Linked DNA regions of Homo sapiens: region 2 is linked to region 1. Evidence: chromatin loops called from intact Hi-C (ENCODE). Cell type or tissue: GM12878. All regions are shown on one strand. Each heading gives the region's core, and the rest is flanking DNA. Links, peaks and the distances in the headings are about the cores only.

The links. Peaks named below come from ENCODE experiments on the same cell type or tissue, not always from the same donor. Only the 100,000 strongest peaks of a DNase experiment are listed, where the experiment ranks them.
Region 2: a loop joins it to region 1, with 7 times the contacts of the local background. A loop is called at or near these places in 35 of 110 quality-filtered maps.

What each region holds. Positions count from the first base shown.
Region 1 is chr11:124,667,815-124,670,744 of GRCh38, reverse strand. It overlaps SIAE (sialic acid acetylesterase), which reads left to right. Exons shown (of 10, transcript NM_170601.5): 2 at 1,224-1,385. Among named protein-coding and RNA genes, the nearest start is that of SIAE, 4.5 kb to the left of the region's middle. In GM12878, for the core only: a CTCF peak has its summit at 1,432 (motif pointing left); a DNase peak (open chromatin) is centred at 1,386.
Region 2 is chr11:124,792,763-124,795,692 of GRCh38, reverse strand. All of the region lies in intron 1 of MSANTD2 (Myb/SANT DNA binding domain containing 2), which reads left to right. Among named protein-coding and RNA genes, the nearest start is that of MSANTD2, 6.2 kb to the left of the region's middle. RefSeq lists an enhancer at 1,922-2,423. In GM12878, for the core only: a CTCF peak has its summit at 1,816 (motif pointing right); no DNase peak of the experiment used is centred there.

The DNA.
Region 1 (2,930 bases), core at 336-2,835:
GATTTTTAGGGACTGGGCTGTTATTCCAAGAGCAGGATAAATAGGCCACGGAGCTGTGTAGGCGACTCCATTAGCTGTGCTGCCCTGTTAAGTATAGCCGAAGGGGCCCTCATCATTTGTAGCTTCCAGGGAGGAAAATGTCAGCCTTGTTAATTCTGGTTCTCTTTTCTGCCTATCATTTTTGTTTAAAATGCTTAAAAAGATCTAAATTTTGTTAATTATTTTAGGTAGTTTGGGGTCTGTTTTATTCAGATAAATTGGGATATAATTTGTTTTATTTTTTTCCTTGTTAAGTTTTGATGAGGAACACGCTGAGATAATTTGGATGGATGTTTGTATTAATAAAATACTTTTATATAGGCTGGATGTTAAAAATAGGAATGATGTCGTTAAAGCGAGTTCTTATTCAGTCTTGTTAGTGACTCTCTAGAATAGAATCCAGTTTCTAGTGTGCTTTCTCTTGTCCTTTTAGTATAATTTAGCTTGTGGAATGGGTAAAATTGTGACAGAAGACCTTTGTTCAGACATGTTGACCTTCTATCTCTCACTGACCTTATTTATGTGTCTTGATTTATTTGAATTTACCTGAGAAGGAAGCTGACTTGTCATGAGTATTTATAAGGGCTTATTTAGAATTTTTGATGCAGTACACTGGGTTGTCAAAAAACCATGATAAGGGGCATTATTTGAAGGAAATTGGCATTAGTGGCATAGAAAAGGGGAGATAGAGAAGGGGAAAAAGATTAGGGAAGGCTGTTTGGAGAGAGGCATGCTGTTTTATTCCCAGTCATTAGGAGCAGGTGTGGTAATGGAAAGTAGGGAAAGGAAGTGGTTTATTTTTCTCATAAACACCATCTATAGGTGCATGAAAGGAGCATTTTAGTGATTTTGCGGGAGAGAGCCCAGCGTTAGGGCCAAGCCCAAGAGCAAAAAAAGATCAAGAGCTCTGAAGGAGAGGGAAGACTATGGTCCATTGGTTGCCTTGGGCTCTGGGAATTTTCCTTAGTGGTCATCATGTGCTATGATGCATACTGTTGGAAACTGTTCTTGTTATGTTGCTTGCCTAATTAGGAGGAAGAAGAGCCAGTTTTAGACGATTAAAGGGACTTAGTATGTTAAAATTCTCTTGCATAAAGACTGTATGTTCTTTGCTGTTTCACTTGATCCAGTTGGTGCTATATCTCTCCGATGATGCTTCCCTCAGTGTTTGTTAAATTTTTTAGGTATTGGTTTTCGCTTTGCTTCATACATCAATAATGATATGGTGCTGCAGAAGGAGCCTGCTGGGGCAGTGATATGGGGCTTCGGTACACCTGGAGCCACAGTGACCGTGACCCTGCGCCAAGGTCAGGAAACCATCATGAAGAAAGTGACCAGTGTGAAAGGTAAGGCAGCCCATCTTCCGTTCAGCTATTGCCCTCTTCTGCCACCTGCTGGATTATCTGAAAATGAATGCTAATGCTGTAGCTCACATTATCCATCCGTCCCTACATCCGTCTGTCCATTCATCCATAAAAGTTATTTGAATATTTGCCATGTGCTTAGGCACTGAGGATACAAACAAAAATAAGACTGAGTCAAAGTTCCTGTTCTCAAGGAACTTACAGAATAATGGGAATAGATACCAAGTTATATAGGACAGCGTGATGAATGCTATGATGAAGGTACATGTGGGGTGTCTTGGGGTACAGAGGAGAAACATTGAACTCAGACTGGGTGGTAAGGGAAGGTTTCCACAGAAGATGGTATTTGAGCTGAATCATATATAGAGGAGAGGCAGTATGGAGGAGAGGGTAAGAACTCTGGTAGTCCTTGCCCAACAACCTTCTTACCTTCTTACCTTAAAAAGTCTTAAAACCCAAGACTAGCACCATGTAAATCCCATTTCTTATTTTTAAACCAATATATTAGAACCAGCAGTTCTTTGGATTTCTAAGTCAGCATCATTTACTGAGAGTGCCATAATGTAAGAATGTAAGACTTCATATTGGTAGTCTAAGGCTCTGGAAGTCACTGCTTTCAGGCCCTGATTCTGTCATTTATACGGCTGAATAATCTTGGACATGTAATATAACATCTCCATGTCTCAGTTTATATGTGAAATGGAGATCGTCATGATACCTACAGGATTACTGTGAGAATTAAACGAATTAACACTGGTAAAGACTTGTAACAGTGCCTGGCACACAAGTGCAGAGTCAGTTTTAGCAGTCATGATTGTAACTATTACTATTATTATTTAGTCAGTCATTCAAATATCTATTGAGAGCCTACTATGTGCCCGATACTGTGCTAGGTACTGGTGATACAGTGATGAGTAAAACAGATATGTCCTCTTCCTTAATGAGGCATGCAGGTTAGACAGGAAGATAGTAAGCAGTTATCGTTAAGTGTGATAAGTGCCACAGTGAGGAAGAACAAGGTGCGATGGGAGTGCTTTGTAGAGAGTAGGGATAATTACGTAGTCTGAGGCTCATCTTGAGAGGTGAGCAGGGCACACTGGGTAGTGAGAATAGCCTGGCAAAAGCATGGAGGCCTGAGTGTACCTGGGCCATGGGAGAGATGCCAGGCAGGTTGGTTGGTCTGGAACACTGGGGGGTGTGTGACTGGGCAGATGACAGGAGATAGGTTGGAAAGACAGGGAGACTTGTTTGTCATTGCTAAGGAGTGTATGTTTTATTCTAAACGGACAGATTTTTAAACAGCAAAAGAATATGATAGATATTTTAGAAAGTTCGCTGTGGCAGCACTGTGGAAGATGGATTGGAGATCAGTAAGATAGAGGTGGTGGGCAGGCTGCTGTGATATCCAAGCAAGAGATGATGAGGGTTTGACCTCATAGAGTGGCTGTGGGGATGTTCAGGAAGGTGAGAATTAGCAGTTTTCATGAGCAGGGAGATATTACAAAGGAGTGAGTCTCTGTCTAGAAG
Region 2 (2,930 bases), core at 304-2,803, 120 kb before region 1:
AAATAAAAATAAAAGTATAATATACACTCCTGTAGTCCAAGAGCATAAAATCCAATTGAAGCTTGTGTACATACATCAATGAGTTAAAAAGCTGGTCAAGACAACACAAGGGATGGAATGCAAGGCGGTACTTGATTTAGTGTTATTTGCCTAAAGCAGACTATAAGTGTGATGACTTCAAAGGAGTGACCAGTCTCATCGCTGGCCATACTGTAGTAGTTGAAAGACCTATCTAGACTTGGAATTCATGAAAGCATTCACTCTGAGCCAGATGCTGCATTCACACTTCAGTCAGTTAATCTGATGCACTGCAAAACTCATTCTCAAGTCCCATATTTTTGGGTGTTCTCCAAAAATTTGCCTCTTGAGAGTTGGCTTTATGTCTTTGAAACAGATGTGTACTTCTAGCTGTGCCTCAAGATGAAATGCAAGGTGATTGAATGTGACCTAAAAGACTTGCCTTTTCTGAATCAGTGCTGGTCGCTCATCAGACAAATTTAAAAATGGTAAAAGAGGCCGGGCATGGTGGTTCATGCCTGTAATCGCAATACTTTGGGAGGCTGAGGCGGGCATATCACGTGAGCTCAGGAGTTGGAGACCAGCGTGGACAACGTGGTGACACCTGTCTCTACCAAAAATACAAAAAATTAGCCGGGCGTGGTGGCACACACTTGTAGTTACAGCTCCTCAGGAGGCTGAAGCGGGAGGATCGCTTGAGGTTGGGAGGTGGAGTTTGCAGTGAGCTGAGATTGAGCCACTGAACTTCAGCTTGGGTGACAGAGTGAGACCCTGTCTCAAAATAAATAAATAATAAATAAAAGATAAAAGAGTCTTCTGCCCAGAGAACAAAATGATTAATTTTCTGGGGACATTGCTTAGATTTATTCATCAGTAATTGTCATCATCTTTGGAACAAATTTTGTACTCTAACAGGAAAATCACCATATAGTATATTTGGTCTTTCATTTTAGCTCTGAAGCCTTGCAATTATTTATAAGAACCAACAGGGCAAAGATAACTAACTTGGAGCAAAAAGCTCTCATTGTCCCTGATAAGCATTTTAATAGACTCTGCCCATCTCTGAGGACTTCTCTTTGGCGTTTGCAGACAAGACATTTCTTCTATCTTCTCATTGAAAGATTTCTAAGAAATATGATAAGCTACTCAAATAGGTTTAGATTTATTTCCTGTTATTTTTTATATATTTAGTCTCTGTTGTTACCATCCCAATGTTACCTGAAATCTTGTGCCTTCCAGTTTGCTTATCTGCTTATGAATTTGACAGATGCTTGATGTGTATCCTCTAAGAATAGACCATCTTTGACTACCAATCATACACTTATATTTAAGATTTCAGTTTTAGAAGGAAAGGAGCTAAGAAGCACATGTTAAAACTGAATGAGTAGAATTCTGGGTTTATTTTCTGGCATTTTGGAAATACAGTGAAGGGTGGAGTTAAATATTCTGGTTACTTCATTAAGAGGACATGTTAAAGGAAAAAATAATTTAGAAAGCATGTAGTACAAATAGTACTGTTCCATAAAATTTTGTGATGATGGAAATATTCTCTATCTACCTCAGTTCAGTATGATAGCCACTGGTCACATGTGTCTGTTCAGCCCTTAAAATGTGTGGCATTGTGCCTGAGAAACAGAAATTTTAAATTATATTTAATTAATTCAGTTTTAAGTTATAAATAGGCATATGTGAGTAGTGGCTACCATATTGAACAGTTTCAGGTAAAAAGTTGTTATTCACAGTATTAAATTCATCTTTGTAAAAGGATTCTCCTGGCCACACACTCAAACCTCTAGGGGGAGCTCAAAGTTCCTTCTTGACCTTTCTGTCACTTTACCCCTGTGTAGGAGGAATCTTGATAAAAGTAAAAAAAAAAAATGGCCTGCCATTCCAGGAGGTGGTGCCAGGAATAAAAGTCTTATAACTTCAACTCACTGGGGCAAACAGTGCATATTCTAGGTTCCCTAGGACAGCCCTGTCCAATAGAATTTATTGTGATGATGGAAGTGTTCTGAATTTGCACTGTCCAGTACGGCATTACTAGCCACAGGTGGCTCTTGAGGACCTGAAATGTGGCTAGCGTGACTGCAAAATTGAATTTTTAATTTTATCTAATTTACATTTAAATAGTCACCTGTGGCTAGTGACTGTTTTGTTGGCCAGAACAGCTTTTGAATAATGGGTGTTCAGACTTTTTGCTTGTGTACTCCCAAAAGGCTTTGAAACCCATGTATCCTCTGGAAGATTTTTAAGCTGACATTAAAATTTTTCATGATGTGTTTGGAAATTTATACGAGGTTAGCAGGACATAGAAAATGTTAAGTCTGGTATGAGATGAATATGATGAGAGTTGGCGATAAAATGTACTGAATAACAAACTGAATCTGAAAAATACACATTAAATCATTATTTGTGAGTTTTATCAACTGTCTCTTGAAATTTTTGCTGTTTAGGAAATATTCAAGTTACATTTAAAAGAAACAGTATCACTGGCCTATATTGTTTTTGTTATTCTAAATTCAGGGGCCAGGATTGATAACTTAAACAATATAAATAAGAGGGGGAATGACAGGAATCCCTAAGGTTTCAAGTTGCCTCCATCAATTATTAAAGGAGACTACCCCAGTTAAAGACTGCTGCTTTAGAACTCAGTATCTTTTTGATATCTTTCTTGGCTGATGTAGTGGTGCTGGGCTCCTGAATTCCCTTGCCATTAGAAAGCCAGAGGGAAACAGGGAAAGGTTACAGGGGAAAAGTGTGGAGCTTAACTTTTGGCTAAAGTTCAGGTATCTGGAGGGGGGGAGGGGATTTAGATATTTTGCTCATTCCCTGTCATCAGATTCAACTGACAGATTCATCACAAGATTTCTTTAAATGCTAAGGTCTGAAATAAGGTCTTTATTTTTTTCATT